Regions from separate parts of the Homo sapiens genome. Here region 2 is linked to region 1. Evidence: chromatin loops called from intact Hi-C (ENCODE). Cell type or tissue: sigmoid colon. All regions are shown on one strand. Each heading gives the region's core, and the rest is flanking DNA. Links, peaks and the distances in the headings are about the cores only.

Region 1 (5,561 bases), core at 126-5,125:
GTTTCTTGTTTGTTTTGTTTTGTTTCAAGCCAAAAGAAAGATGGCTGGGGATGGGATCTGGGGAGCATGAGTGGGGAAAGGGAGGAATTACCAGGGGGCAGGAGAAGACTTTGGGGTGATGGATATGTTCATTATCTTGATTGTGTTGAGACTTCACAGAAATAAACATGCCTCAAAACCAATTAAACTGTAATTTTAAAAATATGTGCCATTTGTTCTATGTCCGTTATGCCTCAGTAAGGTTGTTCTTAAAAAATAAAACCAGGCTGGGTGCAGTGGCTCATGCCTGTAATCCTAGCACTTTGGGAGGCCAAGGTGGGAGGACTGCTTGAGGACAGGTGTTGGAGACCAGTCTGGGCAACATAGCAAGATCCCATCTCTCAAAAAAAAAAAAAAAATTATCCAGGTGTGGTGGTGCATGCCTGCAGTCCCAGTTACTCCAGAGGCTGAGGAGGATTGCTTGAGCCCAGGAGTTGAAGGCTATAGTGAGCTATGATCATGCCACTGCATTCCAGCCTGGGCGACCGAGTGAGACCCCTATCTCCAATACGTACATACATACATAAAAAATAAAACCAGTGAAACATCAGTTCAGAGTCTTCTGTAAAAGACTCAGGGAAGGAGAAAGGGCCAAAGGACCAGAAACTGCTGAACATGCTTTTCCGAATGGCCAGAGAGGATGGGGAAATCACTATTAGTAACATGCTGTCCACTCAGCTTATGGGTAGGAGCCAGATCTGATGACTGACACCATGGCCAAACGCCATTTTTTTAAATCTTTTTTGATGAAGTCTCGCTCTGTCATTCAGGCTGGAGTGCAGTGGCATGATCTCTGCTCACCGCAACCTCCGCCTCCTGGGTTCAAGCAATTCTCCTGCCTCAACTTCCCAAGTAGCTGGGACTACAGATGTGCAGTATCATGCCCAGCTAATTTTTTTTTTTTTTTTTTGAGACAGAGTCTTGCTCTGTTGCCAAGCTGGATTTCAGTGGCTCTATCTGGACTCACTTCAACCTCCACCTCCCAGGTTCAAGCGATTCTCCTGCCTCAGCCTCCCGAGTAGCTGGGACTACAGGTGCATGCCACCACGCCCAGCTCATTTATTGAGCTGGTTTCACCCTGTTGGCCTGGCTGCTCTTGAACTCCTGACATCAGGTGATCCATCCACCTACCTCAGCCTCCCAAAGTGCTGGGATTACAGGAGCCACTGCAAACGGCCGGAACTGGTTTCAAATGCAAATCTGATCTATCACTCAGCCTCTGCCTCCCAGGTTCCAGCGATTCTCTTGCCTCAGCCTCCTGAGTAGCTGGGATTACAGGAACATGCCATCACACCCGGCTAATTTTTGTATTTTTAGTGCAGACAGGGTTTCACCATGTTGTCGAGGCTGGTCTCGAACTCCTGACCTCAGGTGATCCCCTACCCCTGCCTCAGCCTCCCAAAGTGTTGGGATTATAGGCGTGAGTCCCCGCGCCAGGCCCCAAACACCATTTTCTCATGAGTGGTGCTTCACATGGCTTCTTCCCAGATCTGCTTTCACTCAACTCTTTGCCCTAGGTTTTCCGAGTTCCTTGATTACCTTTGCTTGGGGTGGGAGATGGGCCTTCCTTATGCTTTAAAAAATTACCTATTTATTTTTCAGACGAGTGCAACAAGGATTTATTAAATGTAATTATATAATTTATCTGAAGGTTCCTCGAACACATAAATTGTAGGCTAAACTCTCAACCATAATCTCTAGGGTGTTTCTCAAATTCTTAGGTTTTACTGGAATTCACGGGAGTTCCATCGTATAAGCTTCTCTGTGGAATAAATGGGAGAAAGGCTTGCAAGCAGAGGTAGAACTCCTGCTGAAGGTGGTTAGAAATTGGGATTTATATTGACAGCACAGACACCGCCTGGGACTGCGCCTGGTGAGGCAGGAGATCTGGTTACTCTAGCAGTAAGAGTCTGTGACCTTCATAAAAGTAGAAAGCAATGTGCCCAGTTCACCGTCTGCGTGTGTGTTAGAGGCATAAGCAAGGTTCTCAAGGGTAAAGAGAGCCAGATCTGAGTTTGCTGGCTGAACTTACCTTACATGGTGCTGGGGAGAGAGCTGGGGGAGGGAAGGCAGGCGGGGATTACTCACAAGGATTCAGAGTCCGCCCCATGACATAGATTGATAGCTCCCTATGGGGCTTTGGTGAGCCCTACACCTTTTAAAATTTCACATAAAGCTTCGACTGGAGAAGCATCTGAACCACATACCAGCAAATCTCTGGACACGGCAACACATTCAGACTCTTCTATTTGAGGAAAACATTGGCCAAAACAAGTAGGGCTTTTCTTCAATTCAGCTTCCTAGTGGTCATGATCTTTGCAGCCCAGAAAGCAAAATTTAAGCAGACTTCTTTTGGTGACTTGTTTTGTTTTGTTGTTTTAAAAATGGTATAATTATTTTTTAAAGCTTGTACTTCCTTTTTGGCACTCTTACAGAATTGCCACCAGGCCTAAGAGCTAGAATGGGAAAAGAAAGAGTAGGTGACAGTGTCACAGAGATGCGAATTAGGGAAAGGTCTTCAATACGGAAATATCTTTAATATCCTGCCTGGCTACGACAGTGACAGGACCTTTCTTGGATAAGCTCTCATGAACCTACGATAATTAGGTTTTATTACGTCATATTGAACAGCCTTTCCTAATACGGCAGCCTTTTCCTAATGCGGTGGTGCTCAAGGCTCTCCCTGATTTTATTCCTGCTTATCTCTCTAGCCCTGTCTCTCAAACTCGCTTCAGTCATAGTGTATGTTCTAGATATATTCAACCTCTTCTAGTGCTCTTCCCCCAACGCCCCACATAGAAGTCAGTAAAGACATTAAGAAGAGTTATTTTAGATCTCCAGTTCCTTTTAATTGCTATCTTCTCTGTAGAGAATGTTCTTCCTTTGACCTCACTCCTTCTCTGGTTTTAACTCTCAGTGGTCACTGCTTCCAGGAAGCCCTCCCAAACTCCCTCTCTTACTCCTCCCCAGGCTGAGTTAGGATTCCTTCTCTTTGCCTCCTTAATATCTATGTAGCTAGAACTTTGCGCTATATTATTTTATAACTACCATATACATTCATGAGTGGATGAATCAATGTTTGTCACCATTGGACTAAAAGCAAATTAATTTTTTTTTTGAGACAGGGTCTGGCTCTATCACCCTGGGTGGAGTGCAGTGGTGTGATCTCAGCTCACTGCAAGCTCCACCTCCCAGTCTCAAGCCATCCTCCCACCTCAGCCTCCCAAGTAGCTGGGACTACAGGCACGTGCCACCACTCCTGGCCAGTTTTTTGTATTTTTAGTAGAGATAGGGTTTTGCCATGTTGTCCAGGCTGATCTTGAACTGGTAAGCTCAAGTGATCTCCCTGCCTCAACCTCCCAAAGTGCTGGGATTACAGGCGTGAGCTACAGTGCCTGGCCTAGCAAATTAATTTTCTTAATGTATGAATTTCATCTAAACTTTATGTTTATTTTTTTTAAACATTTAAAAAAATGTATCCCTACCACGGCTCACTACAACTTCTGTCTCCCTGGCTCAAGCAATCCTCCCACCTCAGCCTCCCAAGTAGTTGGGACTGCAGGCACGAGCCACCACGCCTGGCTAATTTTTGTATTATTTGTAGAGACGGGGTTTCACCATGTTGGCTGGGCTGGTCTCGAACTCCTAAGCTCAAGTGATCTTCCTGCCTCGACCTCCCAAAGTGTTGAGATTACAGGTGTGAGCAACCATGCCTGGCCTAAACTTCATTTTTACGTTAGATTACAAAATAATAACTGTATGACATTAAAAAATTTAGAAAATTATGCTATTTAAGGAGTCACCCACTAAACAAAGGCATTCCTTCTCTAATGTTCCAGATTCTCCATTTTATCACCACACTCTTTAGAGACTTTGCTCCAAGTCTGCAGTAAACTTAAGCAAATTTATTGCTTAGAAGTCAAAGTAGAAAGTTGTTTACTGCTGTATCTCTAAAGACTAACACAGGCCTGACATACAGTGGGTGTTGAATAAATGAAGCTTTATCCCAGTTTTTCTATATGTGGTCCCATTTCTCTATTTCCTTTTTTTTCATTTTCATTTTTTAAAATCAAAATGCCAATCTGTAAGAATGAGGGAGGGGCCTTCAGAGAGTACTGTCTCAAAGGTGATAAAAGTCAACCTTTGGGAGACCACTGGTGCATTTGAAACAGTCACAGACTTGGTTTCCAAACCAGCCCTTTCCCACCTCCTCACTCAGAAACAAACTGGACTTTAATGGTTGGCACAGTGAATGTGGAGTAGGTGTTTCCAGGGCTCGATAAAATTGCACATGAACCTGAGAAAACAACTGGTTGACACATTTCCAAGAAAGACAGGTGTGCAAACGATTCCTGCTGAGCGTAGGTGCGATGCTGTTTACATTACTACTCTTGAGCCCAGCTTTGCTTTCCCATTTCCTCAGAGTAAATATGTGCACATATTAGATATAAGCAGATGCATGGAATTTACATGCAACTGTGTTATCAGATCTGAGTAACACAGGTTTTGTTGGCCCCACAATAATGGATCTGTATTTAACTCTCAGTTTATTACATGTCAGCTTTAGTTTTCTTGGAAATGAGAAATGCATGTATTTGAATGATTATTTTAAAGGAAAATGGTGATAACATAATGAATAGGAAGTGTCGCTTCCAAACTGCTATTAGTGGGCATACAAGGTCATTTTTTCCAATGTCCTTTTTAATTAAGCAAACACGGAAAGTATTTGAACAGCATCTTTATTTTTGAAGAAGTGCGTCATCTCAATTAGTGGAGGTCTGTAAATACTGAGGGAGAAAGTGGTTAGCAAAGTTCAAATATATTTTATTTTTCAATCTTCTGAAATATTGATGATTATTATATGTTCAAATGGTAAACTTTAAAAAATCATAATTCCAAAAGCTGGACATTAGGACTTAAAGTTTATAGAATCTGTTCCACAAATTAATATCACTAAAAAATTTAGCAAAAAGCAGGGTAACCTACCTTTTGAATTTCTGAATGCAGGCAAGAATGTGAAGCAGTCTGATCTATTCATTAAGCGCACATGAGTGTAATTATTTTTAGCTGTACAGATAAACCAATGGAATTTGAGATGGCTAGAATATTCAGGCTAGATTTCCTGCTTAATTATTCAAAACACAAATGAATACCCAAACAAAGGAAGATGGTTGTGATTATATCATTCAAAATATAATAGGGTTGAGTTTTGTCAAAGTTTTCTTCTGTAGAAGTCCAAAACTTGGGAATTACCAATTCAATGTACAATAAGGAGGTATCATTGGATAAAATCCTTTCGTAGCTATCCAAGGCTGAGGCACCTCTGACTTCTGATTATACATATATTGGACATGTTAATTACAGTGCCTCCTGTCATTTTTTTTTAAACAGTAGAAAACACACTGGCCATAGCCCCCTGCTTAGTGAGGCAGTATCTGACTTAGCTGTGCAGGCATGGCTTCTGATGGGGCCAACATTAAGCATCAAACCCAAGGTCAGATGTGAAGGTTTTGCCCTATAGC
Region 2 (5,561 bases), core at 262-5,261, 140 kb after region 1:
TTGCTTTGGGAACAAGAAAGCGCTTTAGGGTTGACTGTCCTTCCATTCCACCTGTTTTTGCCTTTTGTAAGAAATTGAAGCTGTGGGCTCATTACTACGTATTTGGTAGCTCTTCAGCAATGTGTAGATCAGCTTTTCCCAAATGGGTAAGAGTCTAAACTTTTATTTTCTCTTCTGCATTACTGTTCTTTCAGCTTGGTACCCCAAAAAATGGCCAGTGGGGTGTCCCTTATCCTCAAAATCAGTCATTCCATTTCAGAAACAAAGTGAAAGAACTTTGCTGGTTGTAAGTTGGGCTTCCCAGGGTTCTTGGTGGTTGGATCTTTATTATGTGTTTGGATTTCACAGGGCCCCTGCTTCCAAGGGAGCAGCAGTTCCAGCTCACAGCTCTGATCAGGGTCAAAACCCGACTTACATGCATCGTCTTTATATGGTTTTTTTCAAGACCAAGTTCATTCATTTGCTAGTCTTTCTTTCTTTCCTTTCTTTCTTTCTTTCTTTCTCTCTCTTTTTCTTCTCTTTCTTTCTTTCTCTCTTTCTTTTTCTTCTTTCTCTTTCTTTTTTTCTTCTTTCTTTCTTTTTCTTTCTTTTGTAGCTTTGAGGATATTTAGGACTTAAGTTTCTGGGCAGCTTATTTCCTTTTTCATTCTCTGCTCTTGTAAGTAAAGGTAACTTCTGAGTAGCTCAAACATATGTTGGAACTATGGATCTTTAGACCTGAAAGAAGCACGGCAGCTTTCCAATCCAGTTTTCAGACATTATGTTTCATCATGGTCCCCGTTCTTCAAATTAAATTTAACCACAAACCTCGAAGGATGACTGATAAAATCAGAGCTGCAATTAGTAGTGTGCGTGGGTGTCAGTTCTAATGGAAGCCTGCTAATCCACTGATGGGAAGCCTGAGAACCAGAACTAAGTGAGTTAGCCAGTGTTACTGGGGCAGGACAGGGAGTACAGCCAGGAGGAGAAATTGGGCTCATTTAGGTAGAAATCAGATTAGTGGCAGCTGGGGACGGGGCTGTAGGGAGGGAGTAGGCAGCAAAGGGGCCCGAGGGAACTTTTTTTGGGGGTGATAGGAATGTTTCTATCATGATTGTAGTGTGGTTGAATGACTGCCTGTTTGTCCAAGCTCACTGAGTTGTACCCTGGAAATTGGTGACTTTTAATGTCTATAAATTATGCCTCAAGAGAACTGACAAAAAGAAAATAATAAAGTGGCTCAAAAGTTGTAAGGAACCTCCTAAAACATTCAGGTCTTTCATTAGGGGAGGGGGGAGCATTTTCTATGGTTTTAAATTCAGTGTAACTGTATGAAATGATTCCTTAAAAAATACAACAAAAAAAGAAAAACTCACATTCCCTTAATTCCAGACTAGACTGGTGGAGTCTATTTTTCTGGTCGGCAGAGGTCATCATCACTCTGTACTCATCGCTGCTGTCAGTTATACCAAGGGCCTGTAAACCTGGGCCAGGTAGTAAATATTTTAGGCTCTGTGGGAGAGCCATACGTCTCTATCACAGCTATTCAACTCTGCCATTGTAGTACAAAAGCAGCCAGAGGCAATCTGTAAACCAAGGAGTCATGGCCGTGTTCCATTCAGACTTTGTTTGCAGAAACAGGCAGCTGGCAGGATTTGGCCTGGGTGCTGTTTTTGCCAACCTGTGCGTGACATTTTTGTTACTTTTGGAGAAACTCAGCAGAACAGGTGCTTACTGTGTCCTCACCAGTAGGGTGAGTTACAGGATGATGGGACTGCAGGGAGGTTTGGAAGAGGACGGGTCCCAAAGGACTTGAGATGCTGTGTTGAGCTAATGGACTGGGATCTGTAAAGGACAGGATGGTTTTGCTCAGATGGAATGATAGAGGATGAATTAAGAGGAAGAAGGGAGTGAGCATGGCCACCACTTTCTAGGTTATTGCAGAAATCCGGGCAAGACATAAGTTCAGCTGTGACAGTGACCACGAGCAGAAGGGGACATGGTGAAGGGATACTCTGCAGAGACAAATGACAGAACAGAATGCAGAGAACGCCTGTAGCTGGGATTACAGGCCACCACGCCCGGCTGTTTGCATTTTTAGTAGAGACAGGGTTTCACTATGTTGGCCAGGCTGTTCTCGAACTCCTGACCTCAGGTGATCCACCCACCTTGGCCTCCCAAAGTGCTGGAATTACAGGTGTGAGCCCCTGCATCTGGCCCACTGCTGGGTTTCAAACATAGTATTATTGAACAACCTCAAATTGCTATATTTAAATCAACTCTTTATCAACTAGTCCTGAAAATTAAGGCCTACAGACATCAACAAAACGAGCGACAGAAGAAAGGCATTTCCAAGTGATGTAACTGGGTGACTCATCTCACGAAAGGGCACTCGGAGGCCTACCAGTAGACCACCTTTCTGGCTTTTGGCATGCCCTGACATCAGCCTTGCTCCCTCCATTAATCATACTACGCTCACATAGAAGCCAAAACATGTCACGCTTCTGTTTGAAAGCTGTCTTTTTGTTCTTAGCAACATGTCATGTTTGGGGGAAGTTATAATATACTGGCCAGTGGTGTCAGTAAGTCGGGAAGGCTAAGGAGCTTTGATGTCAGGTCTTTACCATTTAATGTTTTTCAAAGTATTGGGAATTCTGAGAATATTGTGGTCAGGTGTAAATGTACCCCCCAAATCCTGTTTCCGTCCCTCTGGTTCAGATAATAATAAGCTGACCTACCCCTGAACCCCGTCTCCTTTGTAATGGAGGTCGATTTCCAGTAGAGAGTATCTTACATATAGTAGTTGCTTCCTAAAGTTTGTTGAATTAAATTGAATTTGTGTGAGTCTGTGATGATTCTCCTCGTGGAAGAGCATAGTCTACCAAAATCCTGTTGGAGCAAATTTTTGCATCACATGTCACTTTTTTTTTTTTTTTTTTTTTTTTTTTTGAGACAGAGTTTCATTCTTGTCACCTAGGCTGGAGTGCAATGGCATGTTCTCAGCTCACTGCAACCTCCATCTCCCAGGTTCAACTGATTCTCCTGCCTCAGCATCCTGAGTAGCTGAGAATACAGGGGCCCACCACCAAGCCCAGCTATTTTTTTTTTTTTTTGTATTTTTAGTAGAGATGGTGTTTCACCATGTTGGCCAGGCTCGTCTCGAACTCCTGACCTCAAGTGATCCACCCTCCTTGGCCTCTCAAAGTGCTGGGATCACAGACGTGAGCCACCGCGCCTGGCACATGTCACTTGTGATTCTTAAAAGTCTTGAGTGAGATGAGAGTCTACAAGCTTTAGCTAAACTGATTTCTGAATTTAATCATTAAAAAAACAAAACAAAACAAAACAAAAACCCAGAAAACAAAAAACAACCTGAAAGCACAAAACCCAACTCAGGTGAGAGTACTCAATGCAAAACATTGGAAGAACCACTCTGGGCTCCTGTATTTGAAGAATTGTAGCTTCTGCCAACTTGAGCTTGCTAAGCTGGAAGCAAAGCCACAGAAGGTGTGGTCTGTGGGACACTTTCCACTAAAGTGGTCATGATGACCATTTGCTTTCTGGGACCTAGTTCATCATCTGATTTTACTCTTTTACAGAAAATGAGAATAGCCATAGTTTTTTGTTGTTGTTGTTTTGTTTTTTGTTTGTTTTTTTTTGCATTGGGGCATTTACTCTAACTTCTTAGTCTTCATGTATATAATCCTTTCTACACTTAGGGGAGATTAATTAATTAATAAAAATTCTTAGTACAAGGCAGGTATCTTGTCAAAGACTGATACTGAGAGGCTTGGAGTTTTATTTTGTTTATGATATTTCTCTTTGTGCAGAAATGACCTCCTTTAATCTTGAAATGTTGAAATGTGCAGCAAATATCTGTAACTGATATCACAATCAATAGTTTAGTTGCTTATTTGTATAAGAAAATAAAAGCAGGCCAGGCATGTTGGCTTATGCCTATAATCCTGGCACTTTGGGAGGTCGAGGCAGGTGGATTGCTTGAGGTCAGGAGTTCGAGACCAGCCTGGCCAACATGGTGAAACCCTGTCTCTACTAAAAATACAAAAATTAGCTGGACGTGTTGGCGGGTGCCTATAATCCCAGCTACTTGGGAGGCTGAGGCAGGAGAATTGACAAGAGTGAAAGAAACTCTGTCTGAAAAAAAAAAAGGAAAGAAAATAAAAGCAGATGACTTCTGTGCATTGGTGTGATATTAATATTTATGTGGAGCTCTTTGTCTTTCTTCTTGCCTCATGTGTTTATTTTACAAATATTTATTGAACACCAGCAATGTTCTCCACACCAGTGGAGGAAGTAGTGAACAAAACAAAATCACTATTTTTTTTTTGGTTTTTTGAGATGGAGGCTGGAGTGCAATGGCATGATCTCGGCTCACTGCAACCTCTGCCTCCCAGGTTCAACTGATTCTTCTGCCTCAACATCCCGAGTAGCTGGGATTACAGGTGCCTGCCACCACGCCTGGCTAATTTTTTTTTTTTTTGTATTTTTAGTAGAGATGGGGTTTCACCATGTTGGCCAGGCCTCGTCTCGAACTCCTGACCTCAAGTGATACACCCTCCTTGGCCTCCCAAAGTGCTGGGATTACAGATGTGAGCCACTGTGCCCGTCCAAAGTCACTGCTTTTGTGATGCTTACGTTCTGATATAAATCATAAAAATTTTTTAGGTGAAACCAATGATGATTGCAGGCTCTCACATTTGGGAACACGTTCTGGGAAAGGTAATAACATAGCCATCTAAGCATTTGGGAGTTTCTGTGTCTCTTTAGCAACTTTTATTCTCTTTCAAAAATTTTATTATTATTTTTTTTTTTTCTGCCAGGTATAGTGGCTCACACTTGTAATCCTAGCACTTTGGGAGGCTAAGGCAGGAGAACAGCTTGAGCCCAGGAGTTCAAGACCAGCCTGGGCAACATAGGGAGACCTCGTTTCTACAAAAAAATGAAAAATTAGTTGGGTGTGGTGGCACACACCTGTAGTCCCAGCTACTTGGGAGGCTAAGGCAGGATCATCACTTGAGCCCAGGTATTCAAGGCTGCAGTGAGCTATGATCGTGCTGCTATGCTGCAGTGAGACCCTGTCTCAAACAAACAAACAACAAATTTTTTCTGTTAATAGAGATGGGGTCTTGCTATGTTGTCCAGGCTGGTCTCAAACTTCTGGCCTCAAGCAGTCCTTTTGCCTTGGCCTCCCAAAGTGCTAGAATTATAGGAGTAAGCCAGCATGCCCAGCCAGCAACTTTTATTCTGAACATTTAGAAAATTGAGGACCTGAATAAATCACATTTTAAAATTTAACTAAATTTACAGAGTATTTACTGTGTGTTCCATGGTGTTTTAAGTTCTTTATAAACATTAACATTAAATTTTCATTACAGTTCTATGTAGTGGGTAGTATTAGTATTCTCATTTTACAAATGAGACAGCTGAGTAACTTGCTCCAGGTTACCCGGTCAGTAAGAAGGGAGACTGGTATTGGATTGCGGGCTCTTATCTCTCTCTCTCTCTCTCTCTCTCTCTCTCTCTCTCTCTCTGTGTGTGTGTGTGTGTGTGTGTTTTCATCT

What was found. Peaks named below come from ENCODE experiments on the same cell type or tissue, not always from the same donor. Only the 100,000 strongest peaks of a DNase experiment are listed, where the experiment ranks them.
Region 2: a loop joins it to region 1, with 5 times the contacts of the local background. A loop is called at or near these places in 1 of 110 quality-filtered maps.

The regions. Positions count from the first base shown.
Region 1 is chr6:154,589,805-154,595,365 of GRCh38, reverse strand. No RefSeq gene overlaps it. Among named protein-coding and RNA genes, the nearest start is that of CNKSR3, 82 kb to the right of the region's middle. In sigmoid colon, for the core only: no CTCF peak of the experiment used is centred there; a DNase peak (open chromatin) is centred at 2,055.
Region 2 is chr6:154,454,075-154,459,635 of GRCh38, reverse strand. All of the region lies in intron 1 of CNKSR3 (CNKSR family member 3), which reads left to right. Among named protein-coding and RNA genes, the nearest start is that of CNKSR3, 54 kb to the left of the region's middle. In sigmoid colon, for the core only: no CTCF peak of the experiment used is centred there; a DNase peak (open chromatin) is centred at 2,396; H3K4me3 peaks cover 494 bases.